Regions from separate parts of the Mus musculus genome. Here regions 1, 2, 3, 4, 6 and 7 are each linked to region 5. Evidence: chromatin loops called from intact Hi-C (ENCODE). Cell type or tissue: heart. All regions are shown on one strand.

Region 1 (4,000 bases), 200 kb before region 5:
TCTGATACCTTTCCTTCCTCTAACTGGTCTCCTGGAAAGGCTTTTTCCTCAGGCAGTCCAGGGAACATCAGATACCCCTGCACCTTGGCAGTTGGAAAGTTCACAGTTGTTCTCTGATGTGTAGTTTTCCCAGGGTGCTATGAATTCTGGAGGGACGAGGACCCTATCTGGCTTTCACCAGAGAGGGTAGTTTTACTGACAAGATGAATAGGGAATGACTGTCACAAGAAAAACAACAATGGCCCTTATTTCTAGTATATGTTTAAGTTTTATGAAAAGATACTGGGGGGACAGGAGAAGCTATACTTTTCTTTGTCAAAGCCAAGAAACTAATTACGAAGTAGAATGCAGAAATTCATGTGAATTTTAAGGCTAAACAAGAATTCTAGGATGCCTCGGGCTACACCCGTAGATATTTCTGGAGATACTGTGCTTAATATGGAAATACTGTATAATGATAGATTTATCTCTCCCTAGGTCAGATAAGGAAGGCTTGTCTTCATTTCACTAGATGAGAATATGCATACTAAGACGGACTTGAAAATTATAAGGTTTCGGGGGAATATGACCCTTAATTTTTAAATTGAGAACTCTGTCCCAAAGAGGGGGGAGGATGTAGCTATGGAATCGCCTATTACAGATGGAGCTGGCGCCTGAACCCAGGCGCCTGAACCCAGCCCCGCCCTCGCCCCTCCACTCCCACCCCGCCGCCGCCCAGGGGCCAGTCCACCTTTTCATTAAGTCACAACACCTGCTACCTGGTCCCTAGTGCTCAGGGTCCCCACCCTCCAGAGAACCTAATCATATACCAGGCGAATTGCCTCTGCACGTCTGGAAGACTCTTTTAAGCTCCTAGCAACGGGCATCGAGAAACCAAGTGGACCATTTCCCGACCCCGCCTTCCAGACGCTTTCTGGGTGGGGCGGGTTGGGCAGCGCCCCCAGTGGGCGGCCAGACAGACGCCCAGCTTGTTCCTCTCAAGCTCACGCGGGCGCCCCCTCGCGGCCACTCGAGGAGCGCAGCGCCGCATTGCAAGCTCCAAGCTTTTTCTTGGCTTTCAGGCCCGGGAAGCGGGAAAACTGCGTGTCACTAAGCAAGAGGACACGGGCAGCCGTCCACGCGGCAGTGTGTCCTAAGCGTGACCAGAGCCCATTCGCAGAGACGGGGCCGGGGATGAGCGTTAGGGACCTGGGACAGAGGACCGTGGAGGTCCCCCTGTGTCCCCGCGGGAGGCAGCCACGTAGTCCATTCCAGGCTCTCGGCCACGAGAGGGAGGGACTCGCGCACAGCTACGGCGACGGCTGTGGACCCCTCGCACGCTCACGCGCGCCCGAGCTGGACTGTCGCGTCGGGCCCGCGCCGCGCGCGCGCACGCGGGTGGGCGTGGGAGGCAGGGGCGCTGCTGCACGCGGCGTGCGCGCGCTCCCCCCGCCGTCAGTCGCAGCCGCCCGGCCCCGGCGCGCGTCACGAGGGCGAGCGGGCGGCGAGCAGGGGGTGGGGCCGCGGCCGGAGGGGCCCGAGCGGCTGCCGAGCTAGAGCCGGAGGAGCGGGGCGCGGGCGGCTGCGGTCCCGGTGGCGGCGGGGGAAGATGGTGGCGCTGGAGGCGGGAGCAGCTGGAGAGCAGCTTTATTCCCAGGCTTGGCACGGTCGCTGTCACTAGCGCCGCCTGCTCCCGCGGGCCCGCGGACCCAGCTGTCAGGCAAGGTACCACCGCCAGGGCGGGCTGGGTGAGTGCCGGGCGCCCGACGCCCCGGACGGAGCTCGGGTCCTTTTGGAGGGATGATCCCGGGAGCTAGGGGTGAAGCGTGGAACAATAGTGCGGATGAACAGGGACGGCAGGCGACATCCAGGGAGGCAGTGCTTGGAGCTAGCGAGGCGGGGGAAGGGTGTGTACTAGAGAGATGCCAGGCGTCCGGTGCGCGCTGAGATACCCGGCTTTGGGAAGAGCGGGCCTGATGACAGTCACGGAAGGAGTGTGTGTGTGTGTGTGTGTGTGTGTGTGTGTGTGATAGCAGAGGGGATGGAGGTGGCAGATCCGAAGTGTAGGGGGAGATGACATTTCCAGGAATCCCCGCTAGGATCCCTCCTCTCTGGCTGACTGATGATGGAAACCGTGAGGTGGGCAGGATGCACTTGGTGTGTGAAGTGTGGAGGGGAGGCAGTAGGGTAAGGCCGGGTTTGTAAAATCCCGTGTAAGAGTGAGTGTTTAGCGTGCAATTGGATCCACGCTCTCAAAACTGCGCCCCACATCCAGCGATCTGCTTTTCCTGACTTGATGCCGCCAGCTAACACTGTGGGACAGTATTGGTTATTTTGACCCTGCAAGTCTAAGAACAGTTTCTGTTCTGCTACTGTTCTTGGGTGGCTGGGTGTACGGATTCTCGCTTCCCCTTTCCCTAACGTCCTAACACGGGGATGTGGAAGTGAGCGGTTGCTTTGAGGCACATGGCAGCAAACCAGGATAATGGTTACACCTTTTGAGACAGCTGGTGTCCCTGGCTCTGAAGGGCGCTTTCTTTGGCACTTCACAGCCTCTCATTGACTGCCTGACTCTGCAATTTCTATTGTTTATCTCTTGTCTAACCCCAAGAAGAGGGTGTTTAATGGTCATCTTCCTCTCCCGTTCCCACAACTTTTATCACCAGACTCCCTTCCATATATAAGTACTGAAAACCTTCTAGCTGAAGATTGGATAGTCTTTGCAATGATTCTTTTAGAATAAACTCTTGAGGTGTGTAAAGAAGGTGGGGGCTTTAAAAATACAAGAACAAGATTGAAAGGGAAGTAAAAAAAAAAAAAACAAGGAAAAAAAAAAGAGTGCCCCAACATGCATTCTCTTGGGTGTTTTTCCGTGGGAAATGGGATGCTAGTGACAGCCACTCTCCCGGCTTTCACAATGGTTAGAAGGTCCATTTAGGAACTGAAATTTCCCGAGACCCATGGATATAAGATCTCCAGTCAGTGAAGTCCCCGATTTCCTTCCCAGGACAGCTCACTCGTAGGAAATTTGGCAAATGTTTGGCTCTCCAATGATGTCTAGGAACCAAGACAGAGAAAAAGCACGCAGAGTCTATAGATGCTTAAATTTCTCTGCGTAATAAAGATAGGGTTGCGTAGAGAGGGAAAGCACTAGAGATGGCATATCCGTATGCGTGTCCACTGCCGCCTGGTTCCCTGGAGTCTGTATTTCTCCTGCAATATCCATAGGAGTGAATGCACCTTTATGATAATAGCCCAGTACTTTACTGATGTCATATGATTGGATTCACCTGCTTGGGACATATTTTAGTTATAATACCTTAAATTCTACTGAATTGCTGTCAGAACCCAAATGGGCTGCACTGGGCCTCTTTGAAAAGCTTGAAATAATCACAAGGATGTACAAATAAATGTATGATATACTGACACCAAAGATTTCTTTCTTTTTCTAAAAATTTTATTCTTTGGGCAAAGTATAAAGTGTTATTCCATGGGTACATTGAAAATAATAAAGCTAAGGCCATCTACATATGACTTTTCCTTCTCGTTTATTGTTTTTAAAACAAATGATGACATGTGGACCAACTATGCTGGAAGCTATGAGTGTAAAGTAAATTTCCCCGCATCCTTCAAGCCAAGCCTTCTGAAATTTTAATGTGAGGTTGTTGGATCTCATCCGAGACTTTAAAAAGGACTTATAAAAATGAATTTAGAATCCTAGTTCTTTAACTCTCTTAATGCTTTGGCCATATCTCATTCTGATGGATGTAAGTCACTTAAGAGGCTTAGGTTTCTTTACTTTAAAAAAAAGTTATCATCTCTGTATACGCAAGTAAAACCACATATGTAAATTTCTTATAAGAAAACTCAAGAATATTAGAAATTACCAACGTAAACAGCCTGATTAGAGAAAGAAGTGCATACAAACACAATTGATGACTTGAGAATTTCTGATTTCCTTTCTCATGTAAATGAGAGACTTTTTCAAATGCCATGCCCTGCTTTCCTAACGTTTGGCCCG
Region 2 (4,000 bases), 300 kb after region 5:
TTGCTTCCCCTGGTTTGCTCAGCCTGCTCTCTTACAGAACCCAAGACTACCATCCCAGGGATGGCACCAACCACAATGGGCTAGGCCCTTCCCCCTTGATCACTAATTGAGAAAATGCCTCACAGCTGGATCTCATGGAGGCATTTCCTCAAGGAAGGCTCCTTTCTCTGTGATAACTCCAGCCTGTGTCAAGTTGACACACAAAACCAGCCAGCACACAAGTTAAGACCCTGCCTCAAAAAACCAACAAAACAAAACTTTCTTCTTTCGACAGGGTCTCCCATAGCCTCAGCTAGCCTCCAATTCCTTCTATAGCCAAGGATAACCCTGAACTCTTGATTTTCTTGCCTTTATCGCTCAAGTGTTGGGATTACTGGCTTGCTCCATAATTTCTAGCTAAAAGTAGTTTTCTTTATTGAAAATTAAAGCTGTGAAATTGAGAGCTCTATCAGTGTGTCCCCTTCCTTCCCGTTCTGTTGCTGCATCTACCCCACTCTTCAGGTGAGAGGAGAAAGCATTTGGGATGCGGTTTTATACTACCTCCTTTTGCTACCTTTAAGAGGAGTGACTTCCTGGGGTCATTGCGATGTGTCCACAAAAGGAAATGGGGGACCTGTCTGATCTTTCTCTGCTTCCCATCCTAAGATGGGACATTGTTCCTACACATTCTCCCATCAGGGTACACCATTGTATAAGAGGCTAAAGTAGCCGTCCCTTGCATTCCTCAGTCTTGGACCCTGAACCTTGAAAACCACGAGATAAAGAAACCTTTCCCTTTTATCGGTAACTTGTCTCAGGTATTCAGGGTAGCGATGTGAAGCTGACTAATACACGGTACTGCGGACAAATCGGTAGCTGGTGTTGGCCATGATTTGTTATTCCAGATGTATAAGACCCTTGTCTCACGTTCTAGCTCCTCATGGCCTGGAGAACAGTGGACACAGTAACAGACAATGAACCCTGAGAGTTCACCACTGAGAACACTCGAGGGAACTTTCGAAGAACCCCACACTAGAAGAGTGGGGACACAGCTTAGCAGCACAGTGCTTGAGCGGTCCCAGCGTGGTGACCGCATTGTTAGATCTCCAGCATCACAAAACCATGAGGAGACTGAGGTGTGGTGGGAAGGCAGGGTAGAGGGAAGAGATGGGAAGTATCTTGTGTAGGTATAGATACACGAGGGCTTTTAATACTGCCAATCAAATGCTGGACATACAGAGAAAAGGGCAAATGGACAGGCAGGGCTTCCGTTACAAGAGCAGAAACCTCTCTGAACACAAAGTACCCCGGTCACATGAAAGCAAAACAAAACCAGGAGAAACCAAAGAATGTTCTTTGATCCTGCACCACAGCCCTGCTCTCAGGTAGAGTTGGAACAACTCAAGACCCCTCCACATTGTCCAGGGTTCTGCGCCCAGATTCTGGGGCCCAGGCGTCCCCCACATTCTATGGCAAGGGGGCCAGGAAATTCTGTCTCCACAGGACCTCAAAGGTTTTCTTCTGAAATAAGAAGTTATAATCATGGCCCTGTGAAAGACAGTCTGGATAAATATGATATTACTTCCGGGGTGATGGAGAGAGGGCTCAGTGGTTAAGGACGCTTGCTGCTCTTCCGCAGGACTGGTTTGATGTCTTTCACTACCCTGGGCTGCTTACAACTGCTTGTGACTACAGCTCCAGAAGATCTGGCTCCCTCTGCTGGCTACTGTAGGTATGGACACTCAACCACATCCATATCCACACCCACAGACATATAAAGGCCCGTCCCCCTTTATGACGTAATTGTGATGAAGCGGGGTTACTTATGAGACGCCCCCCCAAGCCTCTCATATACATTAGTTTTTAAAACAGATAATCTGGTTTTTAAATTAACTGCTTTTATGTTGTTTTGATATATGAGTGCTCTGTCTGCAAGTATACCTGCAGACCAGAGGAGGGCATCAGATCCCTTTATAGATGGTCGTGGGCCACCATGTGGTTGCTGGGGATTGACCTCAGGACCTTTGGAAGTGCAGTCAGCGCTCTTAACCACTCAGCCATCTCTCTAGCACCTAAAATTACAGGTTTTAAATGTATTTGTTTTATATGCATTGGTGTTTTGTTTGCATATTTATCTGTGTGAGGGTGTCAGATCTCCTGGACCTGGAATTACAGATAGTTGTGAGGTGCTATGTGGGTGCTGGGAATTGAACCTGGGTCCTCTGGAAGAGGAGTTGGTGAGTGCTCTTAACCACTGAGCCATCTCTCCAGCTCCAATTACGGGTTTAAAAAGAGTTTCCTTGGAGTTTCTTGTAAGTGACTACCCTGACACGGATGCCAGGATTTGAACTCTAGCCCTTGTGCTGGAGCAGAAGGGCTCTTAAGCCATCTCTCCAGCCTGAGTGGTAACCATTTTGTTTGCTGTGTGTTTGTTGTGGTGGTATTCCAACCCAGGGCCTTCTCTCACATGCTAGGCAAGTTCTTTGCCACTGAGCCACACCTTGGCACCTTTTAAAAACTGCCAATACCATTAGGCTTCCAAAGAATTCCACACTGCTTCTAGCTGAGATTTCCCACGGCTCCTTCAAAATGTCTCCTTCAGTACTGCTGTTGAGCCTCAGGGAGGTTAGTGTGAAGGCTCCCTGTGGGCATCGCTAGGCTGTTCCCAGACCACTGAGGCAGCAGCTGTATACTTATCAGTAAGTCCTTAGTTCTGAGACAGGGTCTGACTGCAGTGCATCCTGCTGCTCCTTCAACTGCAGGCATTGCCACGGGGCAGGCAGGCATGAGGCTGGGGGCCCTGGGGCTGCTGATAAAAATCACCGTCCCGTCCCGTTGTGACAGAGTCAGAGCCCAGCTCTGCCAGCAGAGTTACAGAGACCTTCAAAGTAGGCCAGGAGTTAAAGTTTAACTTACTTTGAGGACAAAGTGCAAGTTTTCTCAGATACTACAATATAAAAAATTCCTCCCTCTTTCTCCTTCCTACCTTTCCATTTTGGAAACTGAATCCAGGGCTTATAGATTACTGGATAAGCACTCTCCCACTGAGATATGCCCTCAGCCTTCAAAGTAGCTTTTTTTTTTTTTAAAGATCTATTTATTTATTGTATGTATGTGAGTACACTATCGCTCTCTTCAGACAGACCAGAAGAGGGCATCAGATCCCATCAGAGATGGTTGTGAGCCACTAAGTAGCTGCTGGGAAATGAACTCAGGATTTCTAGAGCAAACTGAGCCATCTCTCTAGTTCCCTCAAAGTAGCTTTTTAATGAATGAATGAATGAATGAATGATTATTATTTTTAATCGCAGGTATGTGCCACTGTACCTAACAAAAGTGGCTTATGGATAGCCCTGGCTATCCTGGAACGCACTATATGGACCAGATTTGCTTATTTGCTTTTGCTATAGGGTCTTACATGATAGCTCAGACTAGCCTTTGAACTGGCTATGTAGCCAAGGCAGGCCTTGAATTCTTGCCTCTACTTCTTGAGTGCTGGGACTATAGCTATGTTAAGACTGTGTCTGGCAAAAGTATCATTTTCAAAGGCAAGCCAGTGGTTTTTCTCTTCTGGGGAATGATATACTGGAGAAAACCAGTCTGGGCCAGGCTCTGAACAGTTCCTTCTGCTTCAGGTCTTGTCAACATCCTGATGCCTGAGTTGCATAGCAACCCGGGTATCAATGAGGAGAAGGGTTCAACTACAAGCCAGCCTCCCTGCCGAGGCAGACAGCCGTAAAGTCACGGCAAAGCCAGTGACTGACTCCCTCTCAAACGGTCCCCAACACCGCATTCCAGATGAGTTTACCCCTTATGGATTTTGACTTCTGAACATACCTGGAAGGAGAAGACAGCCAGATTTGCTTGTTTGGGGTCTGCTTGTTGATCACGTAGGTCCCTAGATCCCCGCCCAGCTTAATGGTGAGCACGCCATCCTAGGGGGTCAGGTGGCAGGAAGTGTGAAAAAATAGATTAGTTAGTACTGTGATACACACACACACACACACACACACACGTAAAT
Region 3 (4,000 bases), 69 kb after region 5:
TCTTATCCGTTTGGTTAGCCTGACTAGCCAATGAACTTCAAAGATCCACTGCATCCATCTTCTTCCGACCCCACCCCAGGCACTGGGGTCCAGGCACCCCTCTCCCCAAACCCAGCTGTTTGGGTGGGTTCCAGGGATCCACACCCAGGCCCCCACATTTACACAGCACACATTTTACTGAGTGGGTCATCTCCCTAGCACCTCCCACAAACATTTTTTTTTAATAAACTAGCTATCTTGAGAGAACATGGATTATGATTTTACAAAAAGTAAATCCATAAAATACAAACAAGATTCTAACCCGGGGTACTTAAGAAATGCAGCAGCCATTTGAATGACAAGCCTGGCAGGAGGCAGGGGAGGCACTATTCTCAATCGACACCCTACACTTCAGAGTATTCCAGAATGCTCACAAAGATAGCAGCAGAGTTCAGGGTCAGAACAATAGAGTGGAACTCTCTTTACCTAATACTTAAGTTCTGGACTTCACTTTCTATAGCACAATAGGATTGAGGTCCCAACAGAACCATTTAGCAAAGGTCTTTAGAGGAAGTAGAGATTGATACCAGGTACTACAAAATTCTGGGTTAGGCCAGAAAAACGTTATGTTCTTAATGTTCCCACTTGAACAATTACACTAGGTTCAATATGTTCTCGTACTTTAATAAAAAAAAAAATTGGTCTTGACTCTGGGTATGTTTTAACCAGTAGAGCACAAACTGTGGGCTCACTGAAGATCATAGAAAAAGCTATAGACACTGTAGGGCTTTTATAGAAAGGTCATTTGCCGTTCTCATCCTCCACAGTCCTTGCACAAGGACCTGCTTCCAAGTCTCCAGGCCCCTGGCAAACCTCAAGGGGTTATGGATGCCTTAAAAGTTGTGACACCGTTCGGAGGCAGGGATGAGTAGCCATCCATCCAGTCTACAAATGCTTGCTCACTGGCAACCACTTTTCTCAGAGGCCGGGCTTCCCTATGCCCCATTGGCCAAGGAGGCGGGGCCAGGCGCCAGGGTAGGACAGACATCCCCAGCTAGCTGCGCCAACTTCTGGAGTTCTGGGGTGTGCATCCGTAATGACAGGTTCTGTTTCTTGAGCATCCACTTCTGCAGAGCAGCTTTGGTGACTCCAGGAACCCACCCAGGGTCTGAGCCCTTCTTTAATGACCAGGTATAAGTCATCAGTCACAGGCAACCTCCTATTACCTCGGAGCTCCTCAGGGTTCAGTCATCCAACTCCAGATAATCTTTCATTTATCCTTGTCTTAATGAAGAATAAAAACAAGTCAACCAACCCTCCCCCCTTCACTCTGTCACTCTGTCCATTCCAGAAGTACCCCACCCTGTACGGGTACTGTTGATGTGTCAGTGAGGAAAACCTATCAAAACCCCTGTCCTCCCGGAGTTTGCTTTGCCAATGCAGTATTCAGTGGCCACAAAAAGTTTCAAATTCTTTTTCGCCCATCCTCATGTGAGTCTCTCAGGAGCTTGATACCGTGCTTAATGTTAACTTGACGGAAACAAAATCCTTAACGTGTAAGGGACAGACACTGGCCAGGTGCAATCCAATTCTCCCTTCAACTTGACTGTCTCCCGACACTAACCTCCCACACCCCACCCCCACTTATTGTCGCCTACACTTCAGGTGGCTTTAGGGTCCCCGCTCCCCCAATAGAGGTCAAACAAAAACAATGGAAGGGACCGTCCACAACACACTGCCGCGAGGGTGGGCCCCGCAGAGAGGTACTCTCGGTACTCACCGAGGAGCCAGCCCAGAATGGGCACGAGTTCTTCACCTGCGGCGAGCTGCTCAGCGACAGCGCCCCGAAGCTGAGCGCCACCATGCAGCAGCCCAGGATCAGCTGCAGGAGCCCGAGCGACAGCAGCGGGCGCGCGGGCAGCAGCGCGGAGCCTGGCGCGGCGGGGCGGCGGGACGCGAGCGCCGGCGGCGGGGCCAGCACGGCGGCGGGGGCGCAGCGGGGCCGGGCTGGAGGCTGCAGAGCACCCCGGGGCCAGCGCGGCCGCAGCGGGGGCAGCGGCGGCTCCTGAGCGGCGGCGGCGGTGGCGGCGCCAGGACCCCCGGCCTGAGGTCCGCCCGACAGCCCCGCCACCGGGCAGCAGGAGCCCGGGAGCACCACCGGCAGAGACATGGGCGCGCGGCGGGCGGGCGGCGCAGCCGAGCGGAGGGCGCCGCGCACCGGGCACCCGCGCCGGCGCCGCGCAGGACGGACTGCGCACGGCCCAACCACTTGCTGCCGCGGCCAGCGCCGGCCGCGCCCACGTGCCCCGCGGGGCCCGCCCCCCGCCGTCCCCTCTCGGTCACCCACGGTGACAAGTGCGCCGTTGCCTTGGGGTCACCGGGAAAAGTGTCCAGGGACGGCGGGAACCATGCAGCTAGCGGCTCAACCGTTGTCAGAGTCTGTCTGCAACCGCGGCGCCAAGGGACCCGTGGTGGACCCAGGTCCCTTGAGCTGGCAACCTTTAAATAGGAAAGGAGTCCCTTGTGGTTCTCCTCCTCCACCACGCCCGGAGGAGGGGCTGTGGGCGACCCGACGGGAAAAGGTCCTAGCCCGGAAAGAGGACACTCACTGGACGTTACCGCCCGGGAATGCAATCTGCATCTATGGCTTCTATGGAGAGTTCCCGGCTCTGTCGGTGCAGCTCTGCCGGGAGGGAACAGAGTGCTTTCCCAGCACCAGAGTGGGAACAATAGTGGCCAGGCCAGGTTACCTTGGGAGACACTAGTCAGCAATCACAATGGAAGAGCCCAGGGCGGCCCTGTGCAGTTGGCAGGGGTCACAAGCTCCATCCTTTTAGCTTTGACCGGGAGCTAATTGGCATCACATGATAGAACACAGGCTCCCAAACTTCGCAGGAAATGGTCTAATGAAATCTTAATCTGCCTTGGTAATTTATAATATATGTATCGAACTTTGAGGGGAAAAAAAGCAATTATTCGCCTTTGCACAAAAGTTTCCCCTAATAGAATGTCTAGACGGCTCATGTATCATAGGTAAGAGGGTGATCATGAACTTCTTTTCCAGGTAAGGACAAGAGCAGTGTCGGTTTGCAGCCAGTTGTAGCCCTTGAAAGCTTGGCTTATTGGAAAGGTGAAGGAATCTAATGCCCTCCTGTTGAGTAAAAAGAGAAAAGCAGGTTTGGCCGTGTGTTCTGCTTGCGAAGGCTGTATTGATGCTGAACATTATGTCCCACAATGTGATGTATTAGACATGTGCGGGTGTTTACATACACACTTTTAAAATCATTAAACCACCATGTTTAATAGTACCTGTGACTTCTTTTCTGACTGCTCCCAGGAATAAATGTCAAGGTTGGGGGCAGGGTGTAGTTTGGCTTTTGTTTTGTTTTTAAATGAACACTGAAAATCTGATGTCCCGTGTACTTAAGAACAAAACCTACAATAGATGCTCTTAAATTGCAGGTGAAGACGAGTTTCATCCCTTCAGTGCTGTGATTATAACTTTTATTTTAAACACAAGCTTAAAAGTATTTAATTCTTAAGGCTGGATGACACCCTGCAATACAGTGTGTCTACTTGAGTGTTCAGACATTCTCTCAGCTAAATAAATCTATTTATTCTATTGGCCAGAGCCTGACACCTGAACCATGCCATTAAAAATGCATTCCTTGTGTCTAAGAATGTTTGCATTAGAAGTCAGGATACCCGCTTTCCCTTGGGGATATTTATGAGTAGGATGAGGTTGGGGGAGGTGTGGGTGACAATCTACTTTTCAATGCCAGTGCTAATTACACAGCAAGGGTTACTCTGATAATCTATATGGTTACACTTAGGGTCTTTCTGCTTCTCCGTATTTTTATACTTAAGGATCTTCCTAAAAGACTTCAAATGCCCAAAGCTTTTAGGTGTTATCTCTATGTAGAAACACAAAGTAGCAAAGACAAGTAAAAATCCATAGGGGGTCTTAATCTACCAGATCTACACATTAGAAGGTCACAGGACCTCCCTGGAAACTCCTACT
Region 4 (4,000 bases), 280 kb before region 5:
CAGTGTCAGAGAGATCTCAGGGGTCCAGATTAGTTGAGACTGCTGGTCTTCCTATGGGGTTGCCCTCCTCCTCAGCTTCTTCCAGTTTTTTTTTCTAATTCATCTACAGGGGTCCCTGGCTTCTGTCCATTGCTTGGGTATAAGTATCTGCATCTGACTCAGATGCTTGGGCAGCCTCTCAGAAGGCCATGGTAGACTCCTCTCTGTAAGCACGCCAGAGCATCATTAATAGTGTCAGGCCTTGGAGCCTCCCCTTGAGCTGACTCCCAATTTGGGCCTGTCACTGGACCTCCTGTCCCTCAGGCTCTTGTCCATTTTTGTCCCTGCAGTTCTTTTAGACAGGAACAATTCTGGGTCGGAGATTTTGACTGTGGGATGGCAACCCCATCCCTCACATGATGCCCTTTCTTTCTGCTGGAGGTAGGCTCTATAGGTTCCCTCTCCCCAGTGTAGGGCATTTCATCTAAGGTCCCTCCCTTTAGTCCTGAGAGTCTCTCACCTCCCAGGTCTCTGGCACATTCTAGAGGGTCCCCCCACCTCTTATTTCCCAAGGTTGTCTGTTTCCATTCTTTTGGCTGGGCCTCAGGGCTTCAGTCCTGTCCCCACCTCCAATACCTGATCATGTCCCCCTTTTCCCTCCCTGTCCCTTATCCCACCCAGGTTCCTCCCTCCCTCTGCCACTTACCCCCAAGTCCCCATGATTGCTTTCTTCTCCCTCCCAAGTGGGATTATGGCATCCTCACTTGGGCCCTTTGGCTTGTTAACCTTCTTGAGTTCTGTAGATTGTATTCTGGGTATTCTATATGTTTTTTGGCTAATAACCACTTATTAGTGAGTATATACCATGCATATCCTTCTGGGCCTGAGTTACCTCACTCAGAATGATATTTTGTAGTTCCATCCATTTGCCTGCAAACCTCATAATGTCCTTGTTCTTAATAGTTGAGTTGTACTCCATTGTGTAAATGAACATTTTCTGTATCCATTCTTCCATTGTGGGACATCTGGGTTGTTTCCAGCTTCTGGCTCTCACAAATAAGGCTGCTATGAACATAGTGGAGCATGTGCCCCTGTGGCATGGTGGGGCATCTTTTGGGTATATGCCCAAGAGTGGTATAGCTGGGTCTTTAGGTAGACCTATTTCCAATTTTCCGAGGAACCTCCAGTAGCATATTACTTTTTAAAAAAATGTAAAAGATGTGTGTGCGTGTATGTTCCCACAGAAGCCAGAAGAGGATGTTGGATCATCTGGAGCTGGGGTTACAGGTGGTTGTGGTTGCTAAAAACAAGTGTACTTCATTGCTAAGCCATCTCTCCAGCCCCTGGTATCACTCTTCGACAGGACTCTTGAACTTGCTCTTGGTCTAGGGATGCAACACACCCCATTTGTCTCACTGCTTCTCCCAGAGCTTGTCAGAGTCTTTTAGGGTCTTAATCAGGTCTGTTTTGCTTTCCACAAGTTTGTAGACTGTCTCTTGTTTCTTCACCAGGATCAGGACCAACCACAGTTTGCTTTTCAGAGATCCAAGTTTCAAATAGCCCAGCCAAAGATAACCTTGAATGTCACCTCCTGTTTTTACCTCCCAAGATCACAGCCACGCACTACCTTGCCAGGGCCAAAAACCAAAAATTAAAAAGATACAGACTTCAAGCATCAGAGAAGGAGGAAGAGGAGGAGGAGGACGGGGAGGAGGAGGAGGAGGAGGAGGGAGAGGAGGAGGAGGAGGAGGAGGAGGAGGAGGAGGAGACACCATCACCAGTTAGAGGCAGTCAGAACTTTGTACTTAGAAGGGACAAATAAACCTGATATATAAAAATAAAAATTTTAATTACAACACTTTTAAAATCCAAATGGAACAGAGCAATCTTATAATTTGTGGAGCAAGAGAGGTCAGGAACAATTGTCAAAGCCTTTATTTTATTTTATACTCCAAATTAACGTAGTGATCACGAAATGTATCAAAAATGCTAAAAGTACAGAAGTACAGTGGGTTACTTTTGTTTTTAACCTTATCCCCGAGATCTGAAGGGTTCTTTCTCCTGTACTTTCTTTCCTTTGCTTACTACATTACAAGATCTAACTAAACGCGCTACTTTACACTTCATGCATAAAGTAGCACAGGCGTGCAAAAGGAGGTCAGCAACCCGCCTCCTCCCCGGGTGGGCCGGTGAAGCGGGCCTGGTGCAGCCATCCGGAGGTCCCTGGGTAAAGGCCACTCTGGGACACGGCTGCTCGGAGAAGTGCGGGGGAAGCCTCCTTCCTCCACGCCTAGTGAACCAAAACTCCACCAAAAGCCACCGAGCTCGAAGAGCCGGCCCAACCCAGCGGTGCTGCGGCCCTCCCTGACCCGGAAGTGCTCGGCGGCCTCGGCGAGAACGCGCCTGAGCCAGCGCGCGCGCGCGCCCCCGCGGAACTCCCGCCGGCGGCTGGGCTCTGCCGGAGGCGCGCCCGATCGCGGCGGCCGCCAACATGGCCGAGTCGAACGAGGAGGTGGCGGTGCTGGTGCAGAGGGTGGTGAAGGACATCACCAACGCCTTCCGAAGGAACCCGCACATGTGAGTGGCGCGCCCTGCGCCGCCGGGGTCGTCGGGGGCGGCTCGGGGCCGCGCTCTAGTCCACTCGCCGGGGCCGCTCGGGGCCCACGCGCGCTTCCGACAGGCGGAGCGCGGCTGGGACTGTCGCGCCGAGCCGGCTGGCCGTTACCAAGACGCGTGGCGGGGCAGTGCCGGGGAGCGACCTCCGAGAGCCACGTCGGAGCGTGGAGTTTTCTGCCCTGCGCGACGCGTCCCGGGAGTTGTGGCAACTCTTCTCCCCGCCGCCCTCCGCCGGGATGCGCTTGCCCCGCGGGCCACTACCGTGGGTCTCTGTGTCTTGGAGGCGACTCTCGGTTGCATCCAGTGCGTGGCTATAGAGGATTATCCACCCCATCATACTCCCTACAGCCCCCTTTCGGGTTAACTAAAGGTGATTGGAAGCTGCCTTTGACTTTTCGACTCGCTTGTCACAAAATTGCAAAGCGAGTCGGATGTAACAATTTTTGAAGGTGACCTGAGTGGATCTTATAAAGCTGTTGCAAACTGGATACTTTTTTTTTATTAGTAGCGCGTCCGAAGTTACAGACGAGCATCTTAAGGCATTCTTACCTAGCATTGTTGCCTTCTAAAAGTTCACTCCTGAACTGATACATATATTATCTCTTTCTCCTCCCTTTCCATTTTATTTGTTACTCTCTAGGAAGATACTCTTAAGATTGTATTTTTCTTTTCCTGATACTCTCCCTTTAACGAATGGAAAGGAAGCTACTAAAGAGTTACCTACATCAGTATACAAAAGAATAAGAAGCCAGAATGTAGCCCATTCCTGGGGAAACAAACATGAAGTCCGGTTTTGTATTATTTTCTCATTGGTTATACAATTTATTTTTAATATTTTAATTTTTTTTACTAAAACACATGAATTATTTTTACGCATTCTAGCCTCCTTAGCTTTTCCACTAAATGAAAGGCCAAACACTTTAATCAAGTGTTCTTTTCCTCCAAGATGATCTCAGAAAAGAATTTAGAAGTCCTCAGATGGCCTGCTTTCTTCTCTCAATTAAGGACTTAAAACTGTACTTCCTTCAAGACAAAAGACTACTGGCCTCTAAACATACCTGCCAGCCCCGACAGCCCCTAAGTCGTCCTCCTTTCCTCTTTTGACTGCTGACTTTTTTCCCCAATGAGTGTTTGGAGTGATTTCCTGGCAGTAGCCATAGTGGCTGCTGGGCCTTTTAAGGAATGCTTTGATGTCTTGTGTGTCTGTCTTTGAGGCCCTTTTTGAGAATTCCAGCTGCAGAGCAAGTAAAAGACACATCCTTTGGGGGGGGGGGGGAAGCTGGGCAAGTGAGAAGGTTCATTTTTTAATCACTGGTGTCATTTTCTAAAACATTGTAACAAAGGTTAGACATTTAATATCGTGATCACTCCAGTTTCTCATCTTTGAGGTGGACAAAAAATACTA
Region 5 (4,000 bases):
TCCTTCCATACCGTCTACCATTGCCCAGCTCCTAACATTTGTAAAAGGAATTTGGTCCGTGCTATAGGGCATCAGCAGATACAGGACCTTCCCCACACGAAGTCTGCTTCCAAGAACCTGAAGCTGGAAAGAACAACGCCTGCTTCTGCAAAGATGAGCCCCTCACTGGTCACACACTCCACCCTTTCCCATCTGACAGACCTGGGACCCCACAGCAGCCACAGCAACCTCCTCCTCCTCCTCCTCCTCCTCCTCCTCCTCCTCCTCCTCCTCCCATTGTTGTTGTTGTTGTTAAGGAAACAGGCTTGGATCCTCCAGAGGGCAGTGGGCCAAGGACGCTGAACTGCTAATTAAAAGGGCCCAGACTGAATGCAGCTGCCTGCAGGTCTGAGTCCCTAGGAGAATTGTACAGACCATTCCACCAGAGAAGCTGAAGGGAATACATTCATCTCCCAGTCAGCGAGAGAGGCAGCTTCCTTCCCATGCCCCCAAGCTAGCCCTGGTTCCTAGTGAAGAGAACACGGAAGGAAAAGAGCTGTGGAATGTCACCACCTCACTGACTCCAGAGGGACACTGGTCTTTAAAAAAATGACCACAGCCCTTTACTGTGTCCTGGTGGCTTCACCAGAGGGTTGGGTGTGTAATCTCCCGTGGGGACAGCCCAAGCCCATGGTGTGTGGCACCCAGCTCTGAATCCCCTGCAGGAAACAATGTTGGATACAATTATTACTAAAAATTGATTCATGAACACGAGAGATGGCTCATCTAATAAAGGACTTGCATTGCAGGCCTGAGCACCTGGGTCCTATCCTCAGGGCCCATTAAAAGCCCCAGGGTGACAGTATGGCAGGGCAGGCCTGTAAACCCAGCAGAGCAGTAAGGAGACACAACAGGCTCCTGAGGGACCCGATGTCCAGCCAGTACAGCCTATGAGTGACTATCAATCTCTGACCTCTGACATACACACACACACACACACACACACACACACACACACACACACAATCAAAGCAAATCGCTGGTAACAAAGGTACAGCATCATCAGGACACAATGCCTCCTGCACTCCGCATCGGGTGGGTCCCAGCCCCTGGTGTGTGTGTGTGTGTGTGTGTGTGTGTGTGTGTGTGTGTGTGTGTGCAGTAGCATGCCCACATCGCTAAGGACTCTCAGCAATTTACACCATAGACTTACACACATCAGGGCCTGATGGACAACTTTGGCAATTGTCTAAATTAACAAAACTGATAAGGTAAAGTCTCTATCTGGGAGCTCCCAAATGCAGGTAAATTTGAAGAAGTGAGTCGGGAGATGGGACCAGGGTGTTTTCTGCCGTGAAAAGCACAGAGGGCCTGGAACAGTTAGATCATGGGGTCCACCTAGGAAGGCATAGGATGAAACCTGTTTTCTATTTCATTTCTCACTTAAAAAAAAATGTGTTATGAGTGACAGCAGGAGCTTCGGGTAGATCAGGCATTTCCCTGTCACTGGGTCCTGTTATGTCTCCCCCGCATCCCCACCCTGGGTCGTTGGGTCAAACTGTGGTACTCTGCCGCCACCTGGTGGCAGACAGCAAAATGCTACAGTACTCCAGATGAAGGCAAGCACGCAGTGTTTTTATTGTCCTCAATTCTCTAGTCATCTGATGATCCTTTGGTTTATCCTTCCAAAGCAGGTGAGGGCGTGGCAAGGAAGAAAGCCCCTCCCCCTTCGATTGTTTTGCCTTTCGAGATACTTTCATGAAAAGGTAAATCAAGCAGCGAAAGAAAGTTATCAAGCTGGAACACAGACCCTTGGAGGGCTTCCCAGCAACCCTGCCCACATTCCAGAACATCCCTTCCACCACCGTGGCCCGCCACTGGGTTTTCAGAGTTCCCGCCAATCTAACCCTGGCGTGTGTTTCTCCTGACCTGGGACACTCACGATTTGTACAACTCAGAGGTGTGCAACATTCACCTGGGGTTGCATTCTGGAGGATGTGGGACAATGATACTCCAAAGGTTTCAGGAGAAATTGGTCTCCCTGTCCTCTGACCTTGCTTCCCCATCAGGCGCTGAACTGCTTCCTGCTGCAACAACCGTGTGATCGCTGACCACGCGTATTGCAATGACCCTGCACGCAACTTCTGTGAGGCTGACCCAGATACAAAGCAGCTGGCTCGGAGGTTGGTCCTGAGGCAGGAACAGGTCCTCAGCCTGCTTAAAGAACACTGAGGAAGCCAGAGCAGCGTGGTCAGAGCACAGGCGATGAAGGAGTCTGTTTAAGGGCAGGGACCAGAAAACTAATACAGAGCCACATACCTGGGGAAACTGAAAAGGGGGCGGGGCAGGGACACACAACCATGGACTGCCTCACTATCCAAAGAGAATCCAGAACCCTAGTGGCCTAAGACAGGCTTCCTTTCACACTTTTAAATATAAAGTTGTCCTTTTAAACCCCCTTTCACTGCCTCACTGGGAATTATCTGAAAACATTTCTAATGCTTTTATTATGCTATCTTATATTTTTTTAAAAAAAGAAAATCTTGCTAGGGATCAAACCCCAGGCTTCAAATATGCTAGACAGGCACTGTCACCGAGCCACACCCCAAGCTATAAAGATACTTCTTGTAGGGGAATTTTAATCCAGTAACATGGCTGCTCTGGCAAGAGATCATATCCAAAGACCTTCTGGGTCTGTATGATCTGGCCGGAATATAAACATAACTTTAATTCCTCTGAGTAGAATACAGACAGGGCCTCAGTACACACACCCTTAATCATAAATAATGGAGGTAAGGTTGGTTAGTAGAAAGAAGCATCAGTGTTTGAAAAGTGATGAGTAATTGAGACGTCAGTTAAGTTCAGGCAATGCGGTGGAGTCCAGTGGAGTTCCGTTCAGTGCAGTGGAGTTCAGTGGAGTTTGTGCCGTTCTGTTCATCTTGTGCAGACAGCGTAGTCAGTGCAGTTCAGTTCATGAAGCAGTCGTTCCAAGCAGAGCAGTTCAGTCAAAAGCTGAGAGGAGCCAGTTTCAATCAGTCAGCTAGGAGAGGAGTTTGAGCCAGAACAGCTGAGTTGAACCAGCCAGCCAGAGTTCAGAGAGAACTAGAAAGGGTGGGCTTATTCAGCAGCAAGCCTCTGAGATGACAAGTACATCTGGCAAATAAAAGTTACTATTACACTTCTAAAGAAAAACACCCCTCTGCCCCATTGCTAGATATTTGGCAGTTTTGATGATTTCTTTGATAATCTTGTATGCAATTCATATTTTGGTTCTTAAATCCCAAACCTTTCTCAAGGTTTCAGTAATAATATTGCAAGAAGAGTCCAGTTGTTCACACTTGGAACCTCACTGCAGGTACTAGTTCCCAGGCCTCTGGCTGGACAGACAGGATGAAGTCCCAGGCCTTAATGTACCCCAAGCCTGGTTCCAACTTCTGTCCAGCTCCAGCCTCTGCGATTCCTGGAGATACCTGGGACCACACGGTCCTCCAAACAGCTCTTCAGTCTCAGTAACTACCTGGTGACTGTCAGCAGAAGTCCTCTTCAGACTCCAGGATGTTCCCACAATGCACTACTCACCACCTCTACCAACACCCTGCCCCATCCACCTCCAAGTGGCATGACATGCCTTTCCCAGAGCTGAGTATATTAAATTGAGGCATCTGCTCTCTGCATCTCTTCCCTGTCACTCTGTGAGTGCTGTATGGGTGATGAAGTCTCTGTCTTGTTCACTTCTTGGCCCACTGCATCAGCATCGTGGCAATCTATGTAACATGAGTGTTTGGGGAGAGTCATCAATTGGCCAGGAAGGCAGAGAAGCAACAGAGACTTCTGGTGCTGGGTCAGCAGCACCGCCTTTGGTATACAGGGATTGTAGGGGTACCTGAATCTGACCACAGCTTGTGACTGCCCTTTTTAGGACCAACTACTACCATCTACAACATTCCTTCCCCACCTACAGCACCCTGCTGGCTCCTTAATACCCTCAGCCCTACCCTGCTTAGTCGAAGGAGAGAACCTA
Region 6 (4,000 bases), 100 kb before region 5:
TCACCACACTGCACAGCTGCACAGCTCTTCCAGAGGACCTACGTTTGATTCCCAGCATCCACCTGGTGGCTTGAAACCATCTGAAACTCCAGTTCTAGGAGATCCAGTGCCCTCTTTTGGCCTCTTACGGTACTGCACACATTAGTGCACAGGAATGCATGTTGGCAAAACACCCATAGGCATCAAAATTAAATTTTAAAAAAGGACTTCTTACAAGGTTTAAAACTTACAAATTCTAATATTGTAAAGTATCTTTTCTGTTTTACAGAATTTATATTCTATAAATCCTATTACTCTGGTAGATTCTATAAACTTTTATTATATTTAGATAATATAAACTCTGTAAAAATGAAACTACCATTCAACCATGATCTTAAAACTAAATCAAACCTGCCAAGTTAGATTCTACAGTTTGAATACATTATTTTCTAATTTTTAAAGTTTTGTTCTGGAATAAGATTCAATATAAACAAAAGTCACTTTAACAGCTAGAGGGCGTATCTGTTTCAAATTCCAAAGTGACACTGATTTTTTTTTTTTTTTTTTTTTGAGTGTGTTAATATTATCGTCTAGAGAAAAGAACGGGCTGTTTTGTAAATTCATCTTCACAGCTTGGGCCTGTTAAGCTCCTCCGTGGGAGAAGTTGGAGGGACACATTGCTTGGAGCAAACGCTAGGTGTGCGTTTGAACTCCGTGGGCACTGATTTCATGCAGGACATCTTTGCTTTGTGTGTGAGACTAAGCGGTCAGCTGGGCTGCTCTCATTTGCTCTGTGGCATGAATTTGCTGAAGAGAAAGATACAATGTATCAGGCAGTGTATCACCGCCTCTCTCTTAGAAACCCAAACCCCACTCTTCTCACAGAGCAGCTACCAAGGCGCCTAGCTGAGTAAACCAGAGCCTGCGTCTGTCTCTACACCAGATTCTTTTTCAAACTGAAATGTTTCCGATTTGCCATTTCCTGGTACACAGAGTTTTGTTGTTGTTGTTTTGTTTGTTTCTGTTTTGTTTTGCACCAAAAGATTGTATGGAACCTCTTGGCCTCCAAAACTTCATAACATAGCTTGGAGTAATTAGGTTTTTTTTTTCTTCTAACAACAACTACAACAACAACAACAACAGGTCACCCAGACGACTTTCTGTGACAAAATAGCCGTGGTAGCAAAAAACAAAAAAGTGTTGGTTCTGAAGTTCCATACTCCAAAACAGGAAGGCAGGGGCATCATGTCATTAGTTTTGAATACAGATGTTAAGCTGTAGATCCCTGCAGGTTCCCATGAGCCCAAACTTCCAACAGCAATACAGAGCAGCCAGGACATTCACCTGAAATCTGTCCCTGAAACCCAGCATCTGGTTAGGGACTCAGATGCATTTTAAGCACTCCATTGTCTGAAAGCATAACACGCCAACATGGATTTCTTCACATTGTTTCTGTTAATGCATTAATATATATCTCCATATTTCCTGCTTGTGTGTTCCCATCCACATATGTACATCAATGCAGCATATGCAAATGTCCGTGAAACAACAGTAAATTATGGATGTTGGTAAACGCCCTGGGACCTTTGACCTTTGACCTTTGAACTTGCTGGTCCCTTGATCTGGCTGCCTTTCCCTCCCCAGATAACTAGATACTCATCCTCCCGTCTCCAGCATCCTCACTTTGCTTATTTCACGGGCCCCTTTCAGAGTGCAAAGTATATATTTGTATTAGAAACTCCTCAGTCTACATCCCATAGGGGCAAATGCCTTGGCTGTTTTATTCAGTGCACATTCCTAGTGTTTACCACAGTGCCACACATTTCATTGAAACCCAAGCAATGTTTGCAAAATGGAAGAAGGCCTGGGTGAGTTAAAGGTGATCTGATCCCATGTTCTATGGTACCTCAGGCATCATTCCTAGTCAAAGCCGGTGTGCATGCGCTGACTGACTGGGACTCGCAGGACAATCGGAAAATATGAATATGAACTGAAGACAGGAGAGGTTAAGGGGGTGAGGGAGGGGAGGGGGACTGGTCCAAGTTGAGCTGAGAAAAAGGAGGGGGCTTTCAGAAGGCATTTAGGAGGGTGGGAGAAAGAGACATGGTTGTGACTGCTGGTGAGGCATGTTATGAGCCAAAAAAATTCAAGGTCCAGCCCAGGCGGTATCATCCACTCACATGGTACGGACTCTCCTAACAGCCGGCTATCTAGAAAGACTATGATTAAGTCTCATTCTCAAGTGTACAGGCAAGACTCTACACTTTGCCTTGCTTTGCGTTTTTTTATTTTTTTATTTTTTTTACGAACTTATTTCAGAAGCTGTCTTCCCTTTCTCTTTTTGGACCCTGGTATAACTGGAATCAAGTTCAACTTGGGGCTCTTCGCGCTACAATTACACACTCTCACCACAAGAGGGCACTCGAAATCCGGTGAGGGCAAAACCTGGCCACTTTTTTTTTAAATTTACTTTTTACACTCGATATTCCATTCTCCACCACCCCATCCACCCTCCGACTGCTCCATACTCCAGACCTCCTCCCCACCCCACCCCGTCTCCACGTGGATGCCCCACTCCCCACCCCACCTGACCTCTAAACTCCCTGGAGCCTCCAGTCTCTTGAGGGTTAGGTGCATCATCTCTGAAAGAACACAGACCCAGAAGTCTTCTACTGTATGTGTGTTGGGGGCCTCATATCAGCTGGTGTATGCTGTCTGTTTGGTGGTCCAGTGTTTGAGAGATCTCGGGGATCCAGATTAATTAAGACTGCTGGTCCTCCTGCAGGATCGCCCTCCTCCTCAACTTCTTTCAGCCTTCCCTAATTCAACAACAGGGGTCAGCTGCTTCTGTCCATAGGTTGGGAGCAAATACCTGCATCTGATTCTTTCAGTTGCTTGTTGGGTCTTTTGGAGGGCAGTCAAAAAGGATTGACACCCCGAGGGCCAGGAGAAAGAATAAAAACAGGCAACTTCAGGAAGTAGGAGGTTAGGGGGACCCCAGAGTACACCAGAGACCTGAGAGGTGAGAGACTCCCAGGACTCAAAGGAAGGGACCTTAGATGAAACGTCTGACAGTAGGGAGAGGGAGCTTATAGAGCCCACCTCCGGCAGGAAGACAGAGCATCAAATGAGAAATAGGGTTGCCATCCCATAATCACATCTCTGACTCATAATTGTTCCTGTCTGAAAGAATTACCGGGATGGAAATGGAGAGGAGCCTGAGGAAAAGAAGGTCCAGCGACAGGCCCAAAGTGGAATCCATCTCAAGGGGAGGTCTCAAGGCCTGACACCATTACTGAGGCTATGGAGCGCTAACAAAAACCTGGCCACTTCTGAGTAGTGACGAACCTGAGAGTTAAAATGTATATACCATGGTGGGATGTGAAGTGATGACTCAGTGAATCGAACTGGTGGGAAGTGAGATTTGTAGCTTTGAGGAGGATCTTGGGTGGGAGGGGCCTAGAATGAAAGAAGACAAAAATCTCCCAAGGTACCAGGAACGTGAGAGCCAGGGTTACTGACCTCCCTCAGGCAGTATCTCAGGTGACTGGCAGGCTGCTGAGACCGTTGCCCCATCTTTTGCCTTAAGGACAGACTGGGGGCTTGTGCTTAGCCCAAGCGTGGTCTTGCGGCTGCGTAAGGATAACTCATTTCCCTTTCTACGCTTAGCCTCGTAGAGTTTTGAAGCTGTCCCTAGGGCTCCACGTGGGCTCTCTTTCACTCTGCCCTCCATGAAGACAAGCGTCTCTGCTCTTCCTTTGGGAGGTTTTGTGCCCACAACCTCAGGCCTTTCAGGGCTTCCACCGCCTTCCTGTCTCGCCAACTGTTTCCGCGACAAAAAGAGATGTCCGCTTCTTCTTGTCCAGATTGATCTGAAGTGGATGACCTTGTCTGCCTCAAAGGAGACAAAGGGTGGGGTGGGGTGGGTGAACAGGAGTTTCTAACTGGGGCATCTGTGCGTGGCAGACCCAGTCGGACATCATCGGAAAGAGGCAGCCTCCGCGAGGCCACGCCCTCTCTC
Region 7 (4,000 bases), 61 kb before region 5:
AGCTTCTCCCAGACGCAAAGTGTTATCTTCAATTAACTTACCTCATCTCCAGAATGTCACCTGGCTGTTCAACGCTGGGCAAGCCCTGGTGCCTGAAAGCTGGCTGCCTACTGCCACCAAACCATTGCCATATCAGAATTGCTGGAGCATGATCCGCCAGATAGTGGCCCACCACAAGTCAGCTATTCCAGCCACCCATGCTCCTCGGAATTAAAAGGAAAAAAAGTTATGGGGAAAATTTTTTTTAACCCATGGTCTTCAACTTCTCTTCACGTGACCCTACTCCCAAGAGGAACCTTTCTCTCTGACTTGTCTCACCAGACAACATATGTGTGAAACCATAAGAAAAGCAACAGGAGGCAAACGGCCAGTTTCTGCTGAAAAATTTGGTCCCTCGAGTTAGCACACAGAGCCAGCATTGAGAGCTGTGACAGGTTCACTTAGGAAGTAGTGGGGAAGGGTTTAAGACTCCCATAACTCCTAAGAATGTTTGTCTCATCCTCTCCAACATGGCTCCTTCAGAATTTATGCGTGCTAAGTGGACTGGAGGAAAAGGATAGGTACAGGGAGAAGAGCATCCGTGTGTATACAGTGTGTGTATACTGTGTATCATGCAGTCCTGCTGAATCTTAAAGCACATATGTCCATAAATGGGACCATCTTTAAATCAAAATTTATCCTTTTAATAAGCATAGTTGGCATTGTGCTCTTAATCATGAGATGTCTTTGTGGATGTGGAATTCTCTCTGGAAATGTGCCATAAGGATCATATGTGTGGCATCACTGTATGGCATGTTGGCTCCTTCCGGAAGTTAGGGCTCACTATTTAGGGTGGGGTGGGTCACTGGCACACTGAGTTAATATACTTGACCTCAGTGCTTCTCGCTCACCTTCTCTGCTCTGGGTTTTCCCTTTGCTGTCTTCCAACAGGCAAATCCACACCATGCCACTCATCCTGGGCCCTCCCTTCAGTTTCCCTGGTTCCCAGCTTCTGCATTAGGCAGCACCCCACCAGCCCTTTTTATCCAGGACTGCTCTAGCTACATCAAACTAGCCTACTAGTCAGTGGGAACGGAGCATGCACCACCTGCTCCAGGTCACAATTACTTTATATTGGCAGCCTGTTCCCTCCCAGAGACCAATGCACAAAATAATTTGAGGCAGGAGGTTGTTTCAACCCTGACATTGCTCAGTTAGTCAGAAACCAGCCTCCTCCTTGCTGAAAGAGAGGCATTCTCAACACTGTGGGAAGTAAAGGCCCAAGGTTAGTACCTGCCCTGATCAACACCTGTAAGCTGGTGGAAAAAAGCATTGGGCGATGCCCCGGCTTCACCTGGGTCTTAGATGTCTTGATGCTACCCCCTCTCTATCCTGAATTCAGCATACGGCCCACAAGGATTCTGATTTTTCTTTTAACGGTTGCTAGGAGACTGTCCACCAAGGTCAGATGCACATGTTAATTAATTAAGACTCATTAGCAGCATCTTGCCCTGTTGACCTGGCTGCTGTGTTGTCAAGCCTCCAAGGACAAGTAAAAAGAATCGGACCACTGCCAAGAATTCTATTTCTGTGCGGGATTCCCGTGAGGTGCTCTGAAATGAGGGGTTCCCTCTGTGGATCTCCGCCTGCTCATGAGGTTCTGGCCTGCCACAATATTTCCAGGATTGGATAGCAAGGGATGGAGTTGAAATGGGATCCAAAGTCAGGCAGACAGAGTTTAGGATGAAGATGTGTTCTGTCAGTGCCTGAGTTGGGGTCAGTTCCTTGCTGGGGATGTGAGGTGGTACTCTTGGGAAGAGAAAGGACGGCCTTATGGTATCTCCAATACTGCATACATTCATACCTGAAGAGGACTGGTCCCCAAGTAAGCACCCATGGCTCAGGTTGGTCTACTGACTTGCTATGAAAGAGTACATATCCCAGGGCACTCTTTGCTATCTCCCGGGGTCCAAACTGTTCAAACTTAGATAAATAGGTACAGATGGATCCAGTCGTTCCAACATCCCTAAGGCTTGGACAGATGTGTAACCATGGAGACAAAGGATCACCTAGAGACAGCAGAGATGGCCTCCAGGATATTCATTCCATCGAACAGACCTCAGGAAAGGAAGGAAACCTGCTGCTTAGACAGTCACTTTGGATTTAATTGAGTATTTGGACATATAGGACATTGCCTGAATAAGAAATACGACATAGCTACAGGAAGTCATTTTTATTGCTTTTCTGCTTTAAATCTTTTTATTTGTAAATATTCTTTGGAATTGAACCTGGGTCCTTTGGAAGAGAAAAGGTGATCTTAGTCACTAAGCAATCTCCAGTGGGGCAAGAGTCTCGGTGTGCGCCCTTGCCTCACAGGGATGACTGGGGTGGGGACTGGCCAGCAGAGGGCACTAGGTCTCACCCTCCTCCCTGACTTCAGAGCACAGCCTGGCAGTAGAGCCCTAAGTCTTTGTGCCTTCCCTGACCTGAGAGCACCAGTAGCAGTTGGGTTCTAAGCCTTTTTTCCATCCCTGACCTGTCCATCACTTTCCTACTGAACTAGGAGAGATGTAGAACTGTGGTCCCTATTTCAAAGTTGAAAGTCCATCTTAAAATTGGACTGACATGTTATAGTGTACTCTGCACCTAAGGTATTGTACAAGACCCCAGGGATACTGTGTGACAGAAAGAGGTCTGTCTGCATAGTGTTCTACTTGAGGCCAGTCCTTTATCATGTCCACAGCTAGACTTCTCAGCCTACTCTGCTCTTAAGGCTTTTATCTGAATCCTTATGTGATACCTGAGACTACTGCCACACAACAGATCATCCCAAAATTTAGCAGCATAAAGCAACACACACACACACACATCTACTTCATACTGCAGAACCCCTGTGAGGCTGCAAGTGGGCATGGGGTGGGGGAGGATACCATCATAGCTTTCCTGGGAAAAGCTCTGCTCCCAAGCTCCCACGCTGTGGGCAGGATCCAGCTCTTCAAAGCCAATTGGCTGACAGCCTTGGTTTCCCATTGATCATGGCCAGGGCATTCTCAGTTCTTTGTCCCATGGGCCCAGTCTCACCCTTAAAGTATGCAAGACCAAAAGGCTCCAGAGTCTGATGGTAAGATGGAAGCCATAGTCCTCGGTCACCCAACGACATCTGTTTAGGCAGATACCTGGCCCGCATGTCCCTCCTGAGGAGAGGTGTAAATGGAGGTTCTGACCTATGGGGCCCATCTGAAAATCCTCTCCCCTGTATTTGATAGCAGTGACTATGTCAGCAAAGCCCTCAAGGGTGAGACCACAGCTAACAGTGTCTTCTGCCATCGACCTCATCAGCCATTTCCAGTCCCTAGACTTCTGTTCCACCTTGTGGCTGTAAGAAAGAAAACCTACAGGTCCCAAAGTGACTGATGGGAGAACGAAGCCACGCACTATATAGGTGTGAGGCAGCACTTGAGTGGAGCTGGTGGTTACATCCAAGAACATAGGGCTAAGGAGCAGTGGAGAAATTCTAAAGGGGAACTTTTGTCCTGAAGGACAAAACATACCCATGGCATGCTCTTGGGATGAGTTTGGTTTTTGTTGTTTTTTTTTTTCCCCAATCTTAGGGAGCTTCCAGTATCCAATGAATCTGCTGTAAAGACTCATGAGTTATGGCTAAGCATTCATTCTCTATGGTCTTCTTTGACTGTGGGGACAGAAGTATCTGCCCACTAGACTGTAGCCTTCATCCCTGCTCAGCCTCACTTGGGCCTCTGGTTGACCCAGTGTATTCTATGAATAGTATTGTTTCTCTCTGGACCAAGACGCCTCGATGACTGGGGAGTGTGGAATTCGGAGGAATTGCTGGGGTTGGGAGAAGCCTGTAGGGTAGGAGGCCTGGACGGTGAACCAGCCTTGAGGCTGGCTGCTGTCCGAGCACTGTGCTGTCTCCCTCCAGCGCCAGGGCGGTGTGTGGTTCCTATTCCTTACGCTCCCATCGCACGCAGCACGATCTCGCTACGAGTAAAGTTTTCCA

What was found. Peaks named below come from ENCODE experiments on the same cell type or tissue, not always from the same donor. Only the 100,000 strongest peaks of a DNase experiment are listed, where the experiment ranks them.
Region 1: a loop joins it to region 5, with 2.7 times the contacts of the local background. A loop is called at or near these places in 10 of 42 quality-filtered maps.
Region 2: a loop joins it to region 5, with 2.4 times the contacts of the local background. A loop is called at or near these places in 6 of 42 quality-filtered maps.
Region 3: it touches region 5 in a loop (2.2-fold over the local background); 8 of 42 quality-filtered maps call a loop at or near these places.
Region 4: it touches region 5 in a loop (2.0-fold over the local background); 3 of 42 quality-filtered maps call a loop at or near these places.
Region 6: a loop joins it to region 5, with 8 times the contacts of the local background. A loop is called at or near these places in 31 of 42 quality-filtered maps.
Region 7: a loop joins it to region 5, with 5 times the contacts of the local background. A loop is called at or near these places in 14 of 42 quality-filtered maps.

What each region holds. Positions count from the first base shown.
Region 1 is chr19:23,757,365-23,761,364 of GRCm38, forward strand. It overlaps Apba1 (amyloid beta (A4) precursor protein binding, family A, member 1), which reads left to right and starts at 1,512. Exons shown (of 13, transcript NM_177034.3): 1 at 1,512-1,727. In heart, a CTCF peak has its summit at 1,751; DNase peaks (open chromatin) are centred at 987, 1,347 and 2,327; H3K4me3 peaks cover 1,994 bases; H3K27ac peaks cover 1,508 bases; H3K27me3 peaks cover 1,218 bases.
Region 2 is chr19:24,263,486-24,267,485 of GRCm38, forward strand. It overlaps Fxn (frataxin), which reads right to left. Exons shown (of 5, transcript NM_008044.3): 4 at 3,817-3,914. Among named protein-coding and RNA genes, the nearest start is that of Fxn, 15 kb to the right of the region's middle. In heart, CTCF peaks have their summits at 1,706 (motif pointing left) and 1,928 (motif pointing right); a DNase peak (open chromatin) is centred at 1,696.
Region 3 is chr19:24,028,789-24,032,788 of GRCm38, forward strand. Fam189a2 (family with sequence similarity 189, member A2) reads right to left here and starts at 2,231. Exons shown (of 11, transcript NM_001114174.1): 1 at 1,760-2,231. The coding sequence starts at 2,149. In heart, no CTCF peak of the experiment used is centred here; DNase peaks (open chromatin) are centred at 993, 1,763 and 2,413; H3K4me3 peaks cover 3,201 bases; H3K27ac peaks cover 2,122 bases; H3K27me3 peaks cover 248 bases.
Region 4 is chr19:23,684,990-23,688,989 of GRCm38, forward strand. It overlaps Ptar1 (protein prenyltransferase alpha subunit repeat containing 1), which reads left to right and starts at 2,411. Exons shown (of 7, transcript NM_028208.1): 1 at 2,411-2,556. The coding sequence starts at 2,471. In heart, no CTCF peak of the experiment used is centred here; a DNase peak (open chromatin) is centred at 2,402; H3K4me3 peaks cover 2,313 bases; H3K27ac peaks cover 2,531 bases.
Region 5 is chr19:23,960,158-23,964,157 of GRCm38, forward strand. No RefSeq gene overlaps it. Among named protein-coding and RNA genes, the nearest start is that of Gm34076, 45 kb to the left of the region's middle. In heart, a CTCF peak has its summit at 1,558 (motif pointing left); DNase peaks (open chromatin) are centred at 354 and 1,574; H3K27ac peaks cover 594 bases.
Region 6 is chr19:23,858,194-23,862,193 of GRCm38, forward strand. All of the region lies in intron 1 of Apba1 (amyloid beta (A4) precursor protein binding, family A, member 1), which reads left to right. Among named protein-coding and RNA genes, the nearest start is that of Gm34076, 57 kb to the right of the region's middle. In heart, CTCF peaks have their summits at 130 (motif pointing left), 451 and 2,375 (motif pointing right); no DNase peak of the experiment used is centred here.
Region 7 is chr19:23,898,995-23,902,994 of GRCm38, forward strand. The region is part of intron 2 of Apba1 (amyloid beta (A4) precursor protein binding, family A, member 1); the gene reads left to right. Among named protein-coding and RNA genes, the nearest start is that of Gm34076, 17 kb to the right of the region's middle. In heart, a CTCF peak has its summit at 2,375 (motif pointing right); a DNase peak (open chromatin) is centred at 2,977; H3K27me3 peaks cover 577 bases.